Linked DNA regions of Mus musculus: all the other regions are linked to region 3. Evidence: chromatin loops called from intact Hi-C (ENCODE). Cell type or tissue: heart. All regions are shown on one strand. Links, peaks and the distances in the headings refer to the core of each region. The heading gives the core; the rest is flanking DNA.

Region 1 (5,624 bases), core at 199-5,198, 180 kb before region 3:
GATTTCTGAGTTCAAGGCCAGCCTGGTCTACAGAGTGAGTTCCAGGACAGCCAGGCTACACAGAGAAACCCTGTCTGGACAAACCAAAAAAAAAAAAAAAAAAGAATTTAAAGAGTGCCCGGCGGTTGTGGTGCACGCCTTTAATCCCAGCACTTAGGAGGCAGAAACAGGTGGATTTCTGAGTTCGAGGCCAGCCTGGTCTACAAAGTGAGTTCCAGGACATCCAGGGCTATACAGAGAAACCCTGTCTCAAAGAAAGAAAGAAAAAAAAAAGAATTTAAAGGGTATTTTTACTTAGAAAGTCTAAAACCAGTAAAACTTGAACAATACATTGTGTCTTTGTAGAATTAACACTTTGGGCTGGAGAGAGAGATGCTCAGAAATTGTGAACTGGCTTCTTGCAGAAGACACAGGCTTGGTTCCCAGCACTCACATGGTGTCACAAGACTCAATAACTGATCCCATGGGATCTGACAGCTGGCCTCCCTTGGTAGCGGGCATGCATGGCACAGGCAAAACATGCTCTTTTAAATCTTTGAAAGTTCCATTTTATAGGTTTATTTTTTTGAGGCAGTTTTGCTATGTAGCTCTAGCTATCCTGGAAACTCACAGTGTAGACCAGGCTGACCTGGAATTCATAGAGATTCTCCTGCCTCTGCCTCCTGAGTGTTTGGGATTGAAGGTTTGCACCACCACACCCAGCTTAAAAAATTAATCTTTAGAATATTTTACAAGGAAGGAGGAAGCAAACATTTTATTTAGTTAATACAGTGTTGAGCAACCAGTACTACTCCCTCGAAAGGCTCTCAGTCCGTGTGGCCAGGGCTTTTTTGTCTCTTCAGCTTGGCTAGCTCAGAGAGAGTGGCCGAGGAGGCTGGGCCCTGGAAGTCAGCAGATGCTCATGCATAGAAAGCAAAGGGACACTGGAGACTCTGTGTCTTCTCCAGGATTGAAACAGAATGCTCTGACTCTGAACCTGGGACCCGGGGTCAGCTGGGCATTTTAACAGGGCTCCTGGGCACGCAGCAAACCAGGCTGCCATCAGTTTTGGATTTAGGTCAGAATGCAGTTACTAGCCTCCTGAATGCCACACTAAAAATAGCCTGGCACCGTCCACACTACCTGTGATAGATCCCGACGCCCTCCACAGCCACGTGCTTCTGCAGACTCACTTCAGAGCCAGACTGGTCGGAGTATCCATCTCTCCTGCACTCTCAGCCATGAGCATTGGAAAGACTTCCCTTTCTCTGGGTCATCTAGGGGGCTAAGCAGTCCTGTCACCCTCTCGAAGCCAGACCCTCCTCCCTCTAAAAACCTACTCTGTTCTCCAGACAGCCTCACTGTCTCAGGCTGGTCTTGCACTCAGGATCCCCTCCGCCCAGCCTCGTGTGCCCAGGTGTGTGCTGGGTTCAGCCCAGCCAGACGGTCATCTTCCTTTACCACCATCCTCCTTTACAAAGGAAGACTCATCTTTTCAGTTCAGGAAGAGCAAAGAGAAGTGACAGGGAGACACATCTGTCTTTAGAGCCACATGGAGTCCAATAGAAAGGAACCTGGGCCCGGCCCAGGGAGGGGTCAGTTAATTCCACCTGCCCTTATACTTGCTTACTGAGAACACAGCTGCCCCCAGGGCCATAGTCAAAAAGGCCATGGATCTGAGTGGCTGGGAGGACTCAGTACATTCATGAGGCCCAGGGTTTGATCCTCAACACCAGAAACAAAAAGGATTCTGCTATCATTCTTTTCTTCTTTACTTTTTGAGATGTATTTATTTTAAATATGAGTGCTCTATCTGTATGTACACCTGAATGGCAGAAGAGGGTATCCCACCCCAGTATAGATGGTTGTGAAACCATCATATGGTTGCTGAAAATTGAACTCAGGGCCCTTAACCGATGAGCCATCTCTCCAGCCCCCTATAAAAAGCTTTTTATATTATAATCCCAGGACTAGGGAGAAGGAGGCAGGAGGATCAAGAGGTCAAAGCCATGTCTACTTAGTGAGTTCAAGGTCAGCCTGAGCTACATGAGACTCAGTTGGGGAGGCAGGAGCATGACTCAAGTGGCCTGTAAGGTACCTTCAGGCTCAAACAGTTTATGAAGCGCCTGCTAGATGGGAATGTCAGTCCTGCAGGTCTGGATAAGGTCCTGATGGGTGAACGTCAACAGATTAGTTCCTACAGAGGCAGAAAGGACCAGGAAAGGGGAAGGAGTCTGAGGTTGAGGCTGGGAGGCCGGAGACACAGTCCCTTAGCCTACAGACAGCCCTAACCTGCCCAAACCGCACGTCCACCACTTCTAGCTGTATGTCCTTGAAAGAGTTAACATTTCTGGACCCTGTGTACAAGGAGTCATGTATGTTATCTATATCAAGCCGAGAGAAAGCTATTCACAGTAGTGCCAAGTAGCTCTTGGTCCTCAGTAAAAGTCAGTTGAAGGACACAGCAAGCCAAGGGAGAAAAGTTATTTTCATGAATGCCCACCCTCAGTTGCTTATAGTTCTGGTCCCTGCCACATGTCAGCCCCATCAGTAAAGCTGGCCAGCTTCCCACATTAGCTGGAGTGCTCACGCAGACAGGACGTCATCTCTGAGATGCAGTCTCTGGGGTTCAGCATGAAGACCACTGAGGTGCCCAAGGGGCCCAGGGATTCACGATGACTATGGGAAGGAGATTCACAAGCCTAAGAGCCTAGCTGCATCCTGTCGGGACTCTTGTTTTGGTATCAACTGTGGCCGTACCATACTTGGCCACCAGGGGGCAGAGAGAATCTGTTCCGGAGACTGAGAAGAAGCCTTGCGGCTTTAAGGTAGGTTTTGGAGAAATTGGAAGACTCCATTTAGCTGGACTACACCCCCAAGGAGCCAAGTGAATCTCTGAAGAACTGGGCCCGGGAAAGGGACCAGAGTCTCGGGCAGTAGTGTGGCCAGCCAGGTTGCAAGGCGCCCCTGAACCGGTCAGGCTTCAGTGCACACTGTCCCTGGCCTCCTCTATGCCAGCCTCCGGTCTCACACACCAGAAGCTAAAACAGGTTCATCCTACCTCCCCTTGCTGGGGACAGAAACTGAGAGGCAGGTGAGGCCCCAAAATAGGCTATGGTTGCAGAAGTGGGGGGTCGGGAGGTACAGATAGCAGGGAGAACCTGGGTTTTTCAAAAGGGTCTGTATGGGCTCCGCTCAAGGCTGTCAAGAGGCCAGGTTAGGTCCCTGTTTGGAAGAAAGGCATTAGCCTGGTCAAAGTTTCAGCAGAAAGAGGCAGCCTGTCATAGGTCTAGAGAATAGAAGAGAGAGCCAGGAAGTGATGGGAGGCAAGGTCAGGTTTCTGTTTCCAGGTCAGTCAGCTCCTGTGGGCGCTAAGAGAGTGATAAAGTCTTTTTTGTTTGTTTTTGTTTTTCGAGACAGGGTTTCTCTGCATAGTCCTGGCTGTCCTGGAACTGGACCAGGCTGGCCTCTAACTCAGAAATCCTCCTGCCTCTGCCTCCAGAGTGCTGGGATTAAAGGCGTGTACCGCTACCACCTGATTTTTTTTTTAATAGATTTATTTCTTTTTCCTTTATGTGTGTATTTTGTCTGCATGTATGTATGGGCATTGTGTGAGTGCCTGGGTTCCTGAAGACTTCAGAAGAAGGCATCAGATCCCCTGGAACGAGACTTCCGGTAGTTATGAGCCACGAGTGTATGCTGGGAACTCAGCCTGTATCCTCTGCAAGAGCTGCAAGTGCGCTTACCCACTGAGGCACCTCTCCAGCCCCTAGCCCTTAGCTTTTTGAGACACCTTCTCACTCTGTAACCCAAGCAGGCCTTGGACTCAGCCTTTCTTATGCTGGGATTACAGGAGTGAGCCACTACATCTGACATCAAGGATTTGGGGAAAGAGGATTATGAGACAGGATTCCATTCTAGATTAGACGGACCTCAAACTGATGGTAATCTTTCTACTTCAGTCTCCAAGTGTGCACAGGTTACAGGTGTACACCCTCATTCCTAGTCTCCAGTGCCATGTGAGTGTGTGTTTCTGCACATGTGTGAGTGTGTATGCATGTGTGTAGAAGTTTAAAGTCAACCCCAAGTGCCTTTCTCAGGTCTCACTCCACCTTAGTTGTATTTTAAATATTTTGTTTGTCATTTTTTTTGTTTATTTTGTGATGGGGTTTCTCTGTGCATTCCTGGCTGTCCTGGAACTCACTTTGTAGACCAGGCTGGCCTCGAACTCAGAAATCCACCTGCCTCTGCCTCCCAAGTGTTAGGATTAGAGATGTGTGCCACTGCACCCAGCAAATTTTTTTTAGACACTCAGCCAAGCATAACAAAAAAAGACAACATCCCCAGCTCTGAGATTACAAGTATAGACCATCACAACTGCTGTCTCTGTGTGTGTGTGTGTGTTCACATGTCTGTGGGCACACACTTGTGCTTATGGAGGTCAGAGGATGACTGCAAGTTCAAGTCCAGCTTGGACTTCATAGTGAGTTCCATTTCAGTCGGGGGCATGAACAAGATCTGTCTGAAAACAAGCAGATATAAGTCTGTTCTTGGTCACTCTCACCCTTACATTTTGAGGCACAGTGTCTCACTGGAACCCAGAGCTTCGCAGTTCATCTAGTCTAGCTAACTTGTTCCATCTCTTCCTCTGGAATGCTGAGAATTACAGGCAGGCCCACACGCCTACTAGTGCTTCCTCGGGCCCTGGAGATCCAAATTCCTATCCCCATGCTTGCTCAGCAATTTCTTACCCACTAAGCCAGGGTTTCCTCTGTGTATCCTTGGCAATCCTGGAACTTATTCTGTAGACCAGGCTGGCCGCAAACTCAGAGATCCTCCTGCCTCTGCCTCCCAAGTGCTGGAATTAAAAGCATGCACAATGCTGTGGTTGTCACCACCCAGGCATACTTTGTGGGATTTTTTATAATTTCATTTTATTTTTATTATTTATTTATTTAATGTATATGAGTACACTGTAGGTGTCTTCAGACACACCAGAAGAGGGCATCAGATCCCATTACAGATGGTTGTGAGCCACCATGTGGTTGCTGGGATTTGAACTCAGGACCTCTGGAAGAGCACTCAGTGCTTTTTTTTTTTTTGATTTTTCTGAGACAGGGTTTCTCTGTGTAGCCTTGGCTGTCCTGGAACTCACTCTGTAGGCCAGGCTGGCTGCAAACTCAGAAATCCATCTGCCTCTGCCTCCCAAGTGCTGGGATTAAAGGCATGGGCCACCACTGCCCGGCCAGTCAGTGCTCTTAACCGCTGAGCCATCTCTCCAGCCCCAATCTGTTGTGCTCACCTCGTACAGCAAGAAAAAACGCAACACGGTCAGATTCTTCTCCACAGCCTTCTTTATTTCAGGAACACCTCGATGCTACGGGAACTCCGGAAACCCAAGGAAGACTGCTTATATACACCCCAGCACTGGGGAGAGCTATGTGTCCTCCTGGGATTGGTTAGTCTGCCGGCACTTTGATTTGTATGCACCCGCTCGGGAGGGGTTGGCACCAGATTCGGGCTAGCACCTGCGCAGTGGCATTGTTTACAGCGGAGGCCGTCGCCATCTTTTAGGCGCCCGGCTGCCTACATCTCCCCCTTTTTTTGTTTAATAATATGATGCTGGACTAGGTCTGGGCAAGTCT
Region 2 (5,624 bases), core at 191-5,190, 100 kb before region 3:
AGGGAAGGTGTCTTTTTGGGTTCTCCTGTTTCCTTCAAGCCTGCATGGAAGACAGCACTTGGGCCAGGTCCTTGGGTAAAGAGGGATGCCTGATTGGCCAAATGGCTCAAATACTCCCTACTGCGTGCCCAGCCATGGCCTGATTTCCCTATCCCTAGAATGAGAGGGAGTTGGGCTGAGTTCGGTCTTTTGTAGGTCTGAAGTGTCCTTTCCTTGGGCCACATCCAGAGGCCTTTTAACCTTGTCCTTCAACCCCCTTGACTCCACCCACTGCACCCAGGCCACACCTTCAACCCTTGGTCACGCCCCCGCTCATCCCAGCCCCGCCCCTAACCCCACCTCCACAGGAAATGTTTGACATAATCCTGGACGAGAACCAATTGGAAGATGCCTGCGAGCACCTGGCTGAGTACTTGGAAGCCTACTGGAAGGCCACACATCCGCCTAGCAGCACGCCACCCAATCCGCTGCTGAACCGCACCATGGCTACCGCAGCTCTGGCTGCCAGCCCTGCCCCCGTCTCCAACCTCCAGGTACAGGTGCTCACCTCGCTCAGGAGAAATCTCAGCTTCTGGGGCGGGCTGGAGGCCTCACCGCGGGGAGGCGACGCGGTGGCCCAGCCTCAGGAGCACGCCATGTAGCCGATGTCCCTCTGGTCTTTCCTCCCACCCTGGAGTGCAGGGAACATGAGGAAGGAAGGGAAGAGCTTTATTTTGTAAAAAACGTGGTGAGCGGCAGCGTCTGGTGTCTGTGGTTTTTGGTGGGACTGGGGACTGGCTGGTGCTGCCTCCCTGGGACTGGTCCCTTAGGACTGCATCTCCTGTCTGTTGGACTTGAGGCCTGATGGGGACCCCATATAAGTCCGAGCACTAGGAAGAAAATCTCAGGAAGAAGAATAGGCTGTTCATTGGACTCTACACACTTTTCTTTTTGTTGTTGTTGTTGTTGTTGTTGGTTTTTGGAAACACAGTTTCATTCTGGCAGTAGCTGGCCTGGAATTTCCAGTGTTCCAGACTGGCCTCAAACTGGAGGCAATCCTCCTGCTTCAGCCTCCTGGATGCTGGAATTACAAGCTAGCACTACAGCAGTCAGCTCCATGTACCCACGTTAGATCTAACAGAGTGGGGGCCATCGAATCCAGAGAACTTGCCTTTCCCCGGCATCCCTCAATCTTTGAGGGACCCAAGCTGGATCTATGAGCTAAGCTGTACCTTCCACCGTCTCCCAGGGAAACAGAGTCCAGGAAAGGCTCTCCTCCCACGGAGCCACAGCCCATCTCTGAGCCCACACCGCTAAGTGTATGGTCTGGCTTAGAGCCAGAACACCATGAAGTCATTCTAGACTGCTGCATCTCAAGTGGGTTTTCAGCAACAGAGCTCACTTATTCAGTGAAGCTGAGCCGTCCTGGATCTACTCATGGGGAGCTGGGGGCCTAGCCTCCCCTTCCCAGCCTCAGGGACCGCAGCCTTCTTTGCCCCCACCCCACTCTGCCAGAAAACAGCTCCAGGAAGCAGTTTGGAAACTGGTGCTGTTTTGCAATTCCCATCCCGCTTTAACCAGGAATTGGTACTACAGAGAGGATAGCTCCATCACACACCATGAGATGGCCGGAGCTGTCAGCCACTGGTGATGAGGGCATTGGGCCACCTGTGGTACTCCGGCTGTGGGCATGGAGCTAGGGTAGAGACGTGGAGTCATGCGCCCTCTTCAAACTGGCTGCTTTGAGTGCTTTATGGGGGTGGCGGGGCGGGGGGGGGGGGGGAGGAATCCTTCAACCTTGGAGGCTCAGGGTTAGCCTAAGGAAGAAGTGTGGGTTTCTGGAAGACTATGGCTGAGGTCTAAGTGTGGGCAGAGGAAACTGGGGGGTGGGGAGGTCAGGGAGTTCAAGCTGAAATCTCAGTATATTGGGAAAATTGGAGCAATTGACTAACCCAAGCAACGACTAATGAGCGGCAGTACTAATGAGCTGTTAACGATGATTAACCCAGGAAAGCATTAATAACATGCACTGAGGAAGCGGTGACTAATTATTCAGGGCTCCTTACCATGGTTACTAGGAGAGTTCACGCTCAGATGAAGTTGGGTGCCTTCAGGCTGCTAGAGGGAGGAGCAAATGGCCTATGGCATGCCCTCAGGCTCAGCTCTAGAGCCACGCCCTGCTCCTGGGTGCCCCTCCTCTAGAGCCAGCGCCCTCCAGGAGCCAGGCTGGTGTCTTGGCACTATCACTAACCTGCCTTGCTTTGTGTTTTTCTCACCCCTGCCTGATCTGCATGGTGCGTGCCGTCTGTCTGCTAACCAGGGACCCTACCTTGCTTCCGGGGACCAGCCGCTGGACCGGGCCACTGGGGAACATGCCAGTGTGCACGAGTACCCCGGGGAACTGGGCCAGCCCCCAGGCCTTTACCCCAGCAACCACCCACCTGGCCGGGCAGGCACCCTGCGGGCGCTATCCCGCCAAGACACCTTTGATGCTGACACCCCCGGCAGCCGAAATTCTGCCTACACGGAGCCGGGAGACTCGTGTGTGGACATGGAGACAGACCCCTCAGAGGGCCCAGGGCCTGGAGACCCTGCAGGGGGAGGCACACCACCAGCCCGGCAGGGCTCCTGGGAAGACGAGGAAGACTATGAGGAGGAGATGACCGACAACAGGAACCGGGGCCGGAATAAGGCCCGCTACTGTGCGGAGGGTGGTGGGCCGGTTCTGGGGCGCAATAAGAATGAGCTGGAGGGCTGGGGACAAGGCGTCTACATCCGCTGAGAGGCAAGGGCAGTTCTGGGAGAGGAAAGGCTCTGAGCTCGGGGAGGGGAAGGGAGGGCAGAGGGGCACACCACCCAAGATGTGTCTTGCCTCCAGGGGGCGCTGTGTCCCTCGTTTTCAGATGCCTTTGCTTAAAGCTTGGGGTTTCTTTGGTGGTAATTATCCCAGCTCTTGGGAGGTCCTTAATCCCCAGCTGTAGGTTTTTCCCTAAACTGCTGTAGGTGGATGGGGGAATGCCTACTTTCTGAAGTGCCCCCTTTCCCCATCTTTGGGGGCTCTCTCCCTCCCAGAGAAAAGGTGCACTTCCTCAACTCTTTCTACTCGGGGCTGTAAGCGAAGGTCTTAATCGGGGTGGGGGTGGGGGCTTCTTCTACCAACACAGGGGTACTTGGGAAAGGTTGGGTGCTTTTCCTGAAGAGAGCCCGCTGAATCTTCCCCAATCCCCCAGACCCGGGATCCCCCACCATGTCCATCCCATAACATAACAGTTTCCTAGCAGCATTCTCTGGTGGGTGAAAGGCACGGCTTGGAAACCCTTGGGGAGCAGAGCTGGGTGCAGGCTGCTGGGCATCAGTGCGCGCTCTCTGCCCTCCATGGTCATAGCAAGAAAGCAGGTCCTAGAACCTTGAGGAGTGAGCAACTCAAGATGCTGCCCCCCTCCCTCCACCCCTTGCCTCCCCCAGGAATGAGCTTTGTCTACAGCATACCCTGCCTGCTGCCATCAGGAGAGAGGGGCCCTCTGCATCTGAGCCCCACATCTCCGTGCCACCTGGGTGTGGAGACCATGAATACTTTGTGGTCCACCTCATTCTAAACCAAAAAAACTGCTCCTTCACCGTCACCCTGAGGCCCCAGGGGACAGGCTCTATGTGTTGGTACCCGTGAGGTGACCACCATCCAGGGGCTTCCTAAGGACCTTGGGTCTCCCCTAGGGGTCTTGGTTGCTGCTGCTTCTCTGTATTTGCCTCTTGTGACCCTGTCCTTCCCCAGTGTCCACTTTCCCCAAGAGAGGCCATGGTAGCCCCTCTCCCCTGGGGTTCCCTTAGCCTCAGCATCCCTAAGAGTCCAGCAGCCCTGCCCCCTCCCCAGCATCACAGCTGGTCCAGAGAGAGCCGATTGTGCCAACGAGGACTGGGCCCTGCCCAGCTGCCCACCTCAGGGATGGGCACCTCACGCCTGTCTCGCCACCTCCTGTGCCAATGTTGCCCCACCCTCCTGGGGGGTGGGGTGCAGCTTCCACTAACAGGTTAGAAGATAGCACTGCCCAACCTTTCGCTCCCTGCCCCGGTCTACTGTCCTGTGCCCATCTGTCTGTCTGTCTGTCTGTACTCCTCTAGGAGAGATATTTTGCCACATATAAAACCGCAGTTCTGTCCTTTGCGGCCACCTCCTGAGCCTGTTTTCTTTGTTGTCACCACACTTTGTCAGCCCTGCAGTCTCACTCTCTCTCCGTGGTGAGGGTGGGGACCTGTTGGGGATCAAGGGGGAGTGCAAGCAAATGCTCCGCCTGCGCCTTTGAGGCCAAGGAGAGATGGTACTTTGTTTTGCTGCTTCGGGATTGTCTGCAGGTGTTCCTCATTCAGCCACAGGCTCACACCAGCCATACCTCCTGTTTCTTCCCTGCAAAGGGGGCGGGGTGGGGTGGGGTGGGGTGGGGTGGGTGCTGCTAATTGAGCCGGTGGGCTCAAGCCTCACTAGTTCACATCTTAAAGACACATACTTTGTTTTTATTTATTTATTGCCCCTTTCTACTCTGACCTCCCTGTGCCCTAGCAGCTCCTCACTAGGGAAGGGTGAACTTCGGCTCCTCTGTATCTCAGAGGTTTGCCTGGATCTGCCTCTTGACTGCTGGGATTAAAGACACCACACACTTAGCACCCAGCTTGGTGTGTGTGTGTGTGGTGGTGGTGGGGGGGGTTATTTGTTCACCTCCTCCCGAGACAGGGTGTCACTCAGTACACTCAGTAGACAAGGGTAACCATGTATCTCCAGCTACACTGGGATTTATTCAGCATCCCCAGATGCTGGGATCACAGCAGTGGGTGAACCAGCATGCCAGGAAGTTTTATTTTGGGACAGGTTTACAATGTAACTCTTGACTGACCTGGGACTCATGCAGCTGAGGTGGGACTCAAACTCATAGCAACTCTCCTGCCTCACCCTCCTGAGTGTGATTGCAAAAGTTACAGATGTGCTATCACACGGGTCCTGAGAGCTTTGGAGCCGGGGAGGTTTTCCGCTGGTGTGAAGAGGTTGGAGAGACCAGGCCCCCTGAGACATGTGAGAACAAAATAAGCAGGTGGCAGGCCCCTCCTCGTCACCAGCTGCCAGGATGTGGGCTCTCATAGCTGTTGTCCTGCCTCACACAGCACCTGCAAAGCTTCCTTGCCTTCCTAGGTCTTGTTTTTGAGGTGACAGCTCTAGAAGACTTGAACATCTGGGTCCCCTGCCTGAGTGCTTCTGTTCATAGTTTGTGTTTAAGGGTCAGTCTGACATCGGACCCCTGATGGCCTCCAGATAAGCCAGCAGATCACAGACAGGGATCTGGGCAGCCCAGGGGCAGAGTCCCTTGGGGAACTGATAGTAGAGTTGTTGAGAGCCCTGCTCTGCCTCCCATCCTCCCCACTACCTTTGCATGGTAATCGATCATTCACGTCTATGTTTAGGTGTGGAGCCAGCATTTATTAAAGATCTCCTCTGTGGTAGGCACAAGTCAAACTGGAAACCACAGATAGCGCTCCAAGTTTCTTGCTGTGGGGGAGCAGTCAGTACCGGGAACACCAGTTCCTTAACCAGAGAGGTCAGAGAAGGCTTTGAGAGGGAGGTGAAGCTCCCTTGAAACCTGGGAACATGGTTAAGTTAA
Region 3 (5,624 bases), core at 286-5,285:
TCCCCTCCCCTCCCCTCCCCTCCCCTCTCCTCCCCTGACCTGCCCTCCCCTTCCTTCTCGCCTCAGTGCTGGATTTGATTGACTCTTGCTGCAATAGCCAGTGCAGTCACAGAAAATAAAATATGGTATTTAACTAAAGGCAGCGAGTCAGACGCTCCAAACATTTCCATTGTGAACTTCAAAACTAGGCAGGCTACACATGGAGACCATCCAATATAATCACACTGTCCTTAAAAGACGTTCCTTTGATAATAATCATTAAACTGTTCTGTTTACCAGAAATGCTAACAAGGAAAATAAACAACAGGGCCATTTAGGAGAATTTCAAAATTGAAGTTTAAACCATGAGAAAAAACAAAGAACAAAAAAAGAAAAAAAGAAAGCAATTTCATAAACAACGCAGACCTCGGCTGCTCTTGGGTATTCTTCTCTAACATTACATAATTCTCCATTAGACATCGGTCTCAGATGCAAAAATTCAAAGTGTATGTGTCATACTTAAGGGACAGAATATTGAAAAGAACACAACAGAGCCGGGCAATGATGGTGCATGCCTTAAATCCCAGCACTCGGGAGGCAGAGGCAGGCGGATCTCTAAGTTCGAGGCCAGCCTGGTCTACAGAGTGAGTTCCAGGACAGCCAGGGCTACACAGAGAAACCCTGTCTCAAAAAACTAAAAACAAAACAACAACAAAAAAAAACAAAAGAGAGAGAGAGAGAACAAAAGTATTAAAGGAGAGCTTAGGGACTGGACAGAGGGCTCTGTGGTTAAAAGCACGGTTTGCTCTTCCAGAGGACCTGAGTTCAATTCCAACATCCACATCAGGCAGCTCACACCCACCTGTAATCCAGCTGCAGGGAGTCCAGAAACCTTCCCTGGCCCTCAAGGACACCCACACATAGGTGGCACACACTAGCACAGATGCACATTCATACACATACTATCTTGAAAAATAAACAAAAAGAGACAGCTGGCGACAGTCTATAGGAGGTCACACATGTGAAGGAGCTAAGGGGCAGCATTTTAGGAGTTGCCACAGGGCTGAACACTGAACGTAGCTGAGATGATGAGTTTTATGTTGTGTGTGCTTTCCCACTACAAAAGTGGTTAATATAAAACCACAGACAAGAGTCATCTCCGGGATGGAGGTTGGGGATGCAGCTGATGATACAGACTCTTGTGACTCCCCAGATGTGCTGGCGTTTGCTGTCTTGGCTGGCCACTAACTCAGTCATGTTCCGTTTATTGCTATTCTTTAAAGCTGTTCTTTCTCTGAGACAAAGTTGTGCAGCTCAGGCGGGCCTGGAACCCCTGCCCCATTTCTCAATACCCACTTCCTGCCTGGAATGCAGAGAGTACAGGCAGGCATCACCATGGCCAGCCTTTGAGTACATCTTTTCACATGTCATTCAGTATATGTGCTGTCCTTCTGAGGCCATTTTTGTTTCCTTTTGTGTTTCTGTTGTTGTTTTATTTGTCTGATTGTTTGCTATTGAGGCAGGGTCTCACTATGTAGCCTAGGCTGGCCTTGAACTCACAGAGAACCTCCTGCCCCTGCCTCCTGAGTACTGGAGAAAAAGATATATACCATTAGCCTGTTGCCAGTTATTTATTTATCCATCCATCTACTCATCCATCCTTCCATCCTTCCATTCATCCATCCATCCATCCATCCATCCATCCATCCTTCCTTCCTTCCTTCCATCCACCCATCCATCCATCCATCCATCTAGTCATCCATCCATCCATCCATCCATCCATCCATCCATCCTTCCTTCCTTCCATCCACCCATCCATCCATCCATCCATCTAGTCATCCATCCATCCATCCATCCATCCATCCATCCTTCCTTCCTTCCATCCACACATCCATCCATCCATCCATCCATCCATCCATCCATCCATCTAGTCATCCATCCATCTAGTCATCCATCCATCCATTTATCGTGTGTGTGTGTGTGTGTGTGTGTGTGTGCCTGGTGCCTTAGGAGGCCCAGAGAGCATCAGATCCCTAGCACTAGAGTCACATACTCACACAATGACCTTAGTCCTACAAAGGTCCTAAGTGAATGCAACAGCCTGAAAAAATATTTTCAATGCCACGAGCCGATGGCTCTGTTCATACTAGACCAACTCTTCCTTATGCGCTCCCCCACTAAGGGTGAACCCCCACCTCCGTGCTCTGTTAGAGCCTCTCAAACGCTCACTCCCCAGCACATACAGACTGAGCCACTTGCTCCTCTGGCCACATCCAGCCCATTTGCTTCCTCTGGGTTTTTTCCAACGATGCATAAAACACAATCACATAAAATAGCCTGTCGTCTGTAACAAGGAAGACATTTCTAGGCTAAAGTACCAGATATATGTACTCCTATTTTAGAAAGTGAGTAAACTGTTATCATGGGACCTCTGAGAGATGCTTGGCTGACCCACATAGTCACAATGGCCCTCAAATCGAGATCTTTGGGCTTTGGTAGAACTTAGTGGAACTTTGACTAGCACTGGCAAGGCCTTGGGTTCTTTCCCAGCACAAAGCACAAAACCCTTTAGATAACTGTCTTTTCACCCAACAGGATAACAAGACAATACCCAAGACATCAAACAAGCAGAAACAAAGACATTTATTACACTGATTTAAGGACATGTGCAAATATCAGACCCACCCTTCCTGTCGTGTGCTATAGATTAATGGTTGACAAATTGACAAATCCCAGTGTCCACACAGGGCAGCTCACAAAGCTTATAACTCCAGCTCCAGCCTTTGAGAGATGCGGTCTCAAAAGCAAACAGCCAGATAGTGGTGACATCGCACGCCTTTGGTCCGAGCAATGGGGAGGAGGCAAAGACAGGTAGATCTCTGTGCATTGAGAACAGCCTGGTCTACAGGGTGAGTTCCAGGACAGCCAGGGCTACACAGAGAAACCCTGTCTCCAAAAACCAAACAAACAAACAATAGATGAGTCTCAGGCTGGGTAAGGCCTCCCAGTAAGCCCTTATCTCAAAAACAAGGAAAACTAAAACAAAGCCAGAGGATCTCTCTCCAGAGCAGTTCCTTCCGTAAATTGAGGATGCTGTGTATTTGAGTCAGTGCAGAGATTGCCAGATTTCTGCCCTTTGGATTGCACCCCATCAGAAGAACATAATTCTTACACAGCTCTCTACTGCCACCTGCTGGACAGGATGCCACATACCGTTCTGAGCTGTAGTCAATAGCCACACTCCCTCTGATAGTGTGGCTTGTTTACTTAGTGGTTTCAGCCAATTATTGAGAACTATTGTTTTTCTGGGTTTTCCATTTTACAGAGTTTCTAGTTTGCAACTCATTTAAAATGAGTCAGGCCTGAACTTTGCCCATCTGGAAATGAATATTTTAACAGCTTTTCCCCATGCTGGAATAGTTATTTATACTTGCCTGGTGTCTTGCAGCAACTATCCTGCCAAATTGACCCAAAGAATGTGCTTTAATAATTCACAAGAACAGGAGAAAACTGTTTAAATTCTATGCTGATGTTGTTGTTTTGACATAGGGTTTCATAATATAGACCAGACTGACCTTAAACTCACAGCAATCCTCTTGTCCCAGTTTCTCAAACAATGATACTACAGGCAATCAATACCACACCTATCTTTAAGTTATTGCTGACAGATTTCTGGAGCTTGGTCTAGTGGTGCAGCCGACTTGAGAAGTGGAGGAAAGAGAGTTGGGAGTTGCAGGCTAGCCTGGGCTACATTGTGAGTCTCAGACTCCAAACCAACGAGAATTTCTGAAATGCCCTGCTGCTCCTTTTTCTTCTTTTTTGAAATTTATGTTTCCTTTCCTCAAGAAGCTGGGGCAAGAGAATCTGGAGTTCCAGACCAGCCTGGGCCATGGAGGAAGACTGTCTCAAAAAGAGGAGGGGTCAGTGAAAGAAGGAAGGAAGGAAGGAAGGAAGGAAGGAAGAAAGAAAAGGAGGGAGGAAGGAAGAGAGGAAGAAGGAAGAAAGAGAAAGAGAAAGAGAGAGGAAGGAAGGGAAGAACAAAGAAAGGAAAGAAAGAAGGAAGGAAGAAGAAAGGAAAAGAAAGAAAGAGAGAGAGAGAGGAAGAGAGGAAGAAAGAGAGGCAGGCAGACCAGTCTGTCTTCCTGCCTTCCCAGTGTCTTGAAGACCTGTACTCCCACAGCACTGAATGGCCCTTCCCTGCTGTTTCTGCGTCCTCGGGCCATTTATGTTATCAGTGTTTGGGATTTTGGCCAGTTTAGTAGGCATAGAATTATATCACATTGTATATAAATTTTCTGTTGCCTCTCTGTCTCTCTGTCTCTGCCTGTCTGTCTGTCTGTTTCTCTCTCTCTCTCTCTCTCTCTCTCTCTCTCTCTCTCTCTCTCTCTCTCTCTCTCTGTGTGTGTGTGTGTTGGGGGATATTTGTTGATGGGATGTGTGCATGCGTGTGCAGATGCTCATAGAGAATCCATGTCAACATTGGCTGCTTTCCCTCCATCTCCCTCCATCTTTATTATTTGGAGAGAGGCTATCTCACTGAACCTGAAGCTTAGGGGTTGGGCCAGGCTGTGAGGATGGTGAGCTTCAGGGACTCAGCTTGCCTTTCCGTTGCCCCTCACGCCCCACCCCCACCCCACCCCCACCCAGCACTAGGCTTTTCACGGGGATTCTGAGGCTCCTAACTCAGACCCCTATGCTTGCAAAACAGGCGTAGTTTGAATTGCATAAGTGCCTTACATTTAACGTGTTTAGAACATATGGTATAGATCACTTTTTCATGTTTATTTGCCATTGTGCATCTTCTTTAATGAGGTGAGTGGCTGTTCAGGTCTTCTGCTGATTTTTAATTATATGAGCCATTTTGTGGGGCTTTGTTTCATTTTGGAGGGGGAGTGTGTGTGTGTGTCCTATATGTATATGTATGTATACAAATCTGTGCCCCTATGCACACATTTGTGGAGACCACAGGTCAAGGTCAAGGGGCCCTCTTTTGCTGTACACCTCACTTTCTGAGACAGGACCTCTCAGTGAACCTGGGCTAGCCTGAATGGCCAACTAGCCCCCAAGATCTTTTATCGATGCTGCAAACCCAAATGGAGGATCTCGTGCATATATAGCAGATGCTTTTCCCTATGTGTAACAGAGTCTGACCTTGGACTCTGGCTGCTTCTGCCTCCAAATGCTGAGATTACAGGCAGGTGTCACTGAAGAGACTCTAGACAATCTGAGCATGGCAATCATTGCTCTGGCAGGCCTTGCCCTTCTCCCAATTCCCTTTGCCTTCTAAAAACCATTAGATTACATTCCTAGCTAGCCACCAAGGTAAGGTCTATTCCCTTATTTGGCCACTTCCTCCTCCTGAAGCTGACTACCAAAATCGAGCTATCATGAAGTCCACCAATCAGAAGTCCCCTTTGGCTCACCTAATTAACATGAACAATTATAATTAAACACCTCATGCTAACATGAAATTTACCTTTTTATAAACTACTGTTTTGGGCTGGCTCAGTGGATAGGAGCACAGACTGCTCTTCCAGAGGTCCTGAGTTCAAATCCCATCAACCACATGGTGGCTCACAACCATATGTAGTGAGATCTGATGTCCTCTTCTGTTGTGTCTGAAGACAGCTACAATGTACTTAGAT

Evidence for each region. Hi-C counts contacts between places; a loop is a spot of excess contacts. Peaks named below come from ENCODE experiments on the same cell type or tissue, not always from the same donor. Only the 100,000 strongest peaks of a DNase experiment are listed, where the experiment ranks them.
Region 1: it touches region 3 in a loop (8-fold over the local background); 15 of 42 quality-filtered maps call a loop at or near these places.
Region 2: it touches region 3 in a loop (5-fold over the local background); 2 of 42 quality-filtered maps call a loop at or near these places.

What each region holds. Positions count from the first base shown.
Region 1 is chr11:98,072,715-98,078,338 of GRCm38, reverse strand. No RefSeq gene overlaps it. Among named protein-coding and RNA genes, the nearest start is that of Stac2, 22 kb to the right of the region's middle. In heart, for the core only: a CTCF peak has its summit at 2,749 (motif pointing right); DNase peaks (open chromatin) are centred at 1,148 and 2,748; H3K4me3 peaks cover 845 bases; H3K27ac peaks cover 499 bases.
Region 2 is chr11:98,000,038-98,005,661 of GRCm38, reverse strand. Cacnb1 (calcium channel, voltage-dependent, beta 1 subunit) reads left to right here. Exons shown (of 14, transcript NM_001282977.1): 13 at 348-533; 14 at 2,300-4,154. The coding sequence ends at 2,761. Among named protein-coding and RNA genes, the nearest start is that of Arl5c, 6.7 kb to the right of the region's middle. In heart, for the core only: a CTCF peak has its summit at 2,852 (motif pointing right); DNase peaks (open chromatin) are centred at 441, 2,441, 2,851 and 5,081; H3K4me3 peaks cover 1,325 bases; H3K27ac peaks cover 729 bases; H3K27me3 peaks cover 4,301 bases.
Region 3 is chr11:97,897,541-97,903,164 of GRCm38, reverse strand. No RefSeq gene overlaps it. Among named protein-coding and RNA genes, the nearest start is that of Fbxo47, 16 kb to the right of the region's middle. In heart, for the core only: a CTCF peak has its summit at 3,175 (motif pointing left); a DNase peak (open chromatin) is centred at 3,114.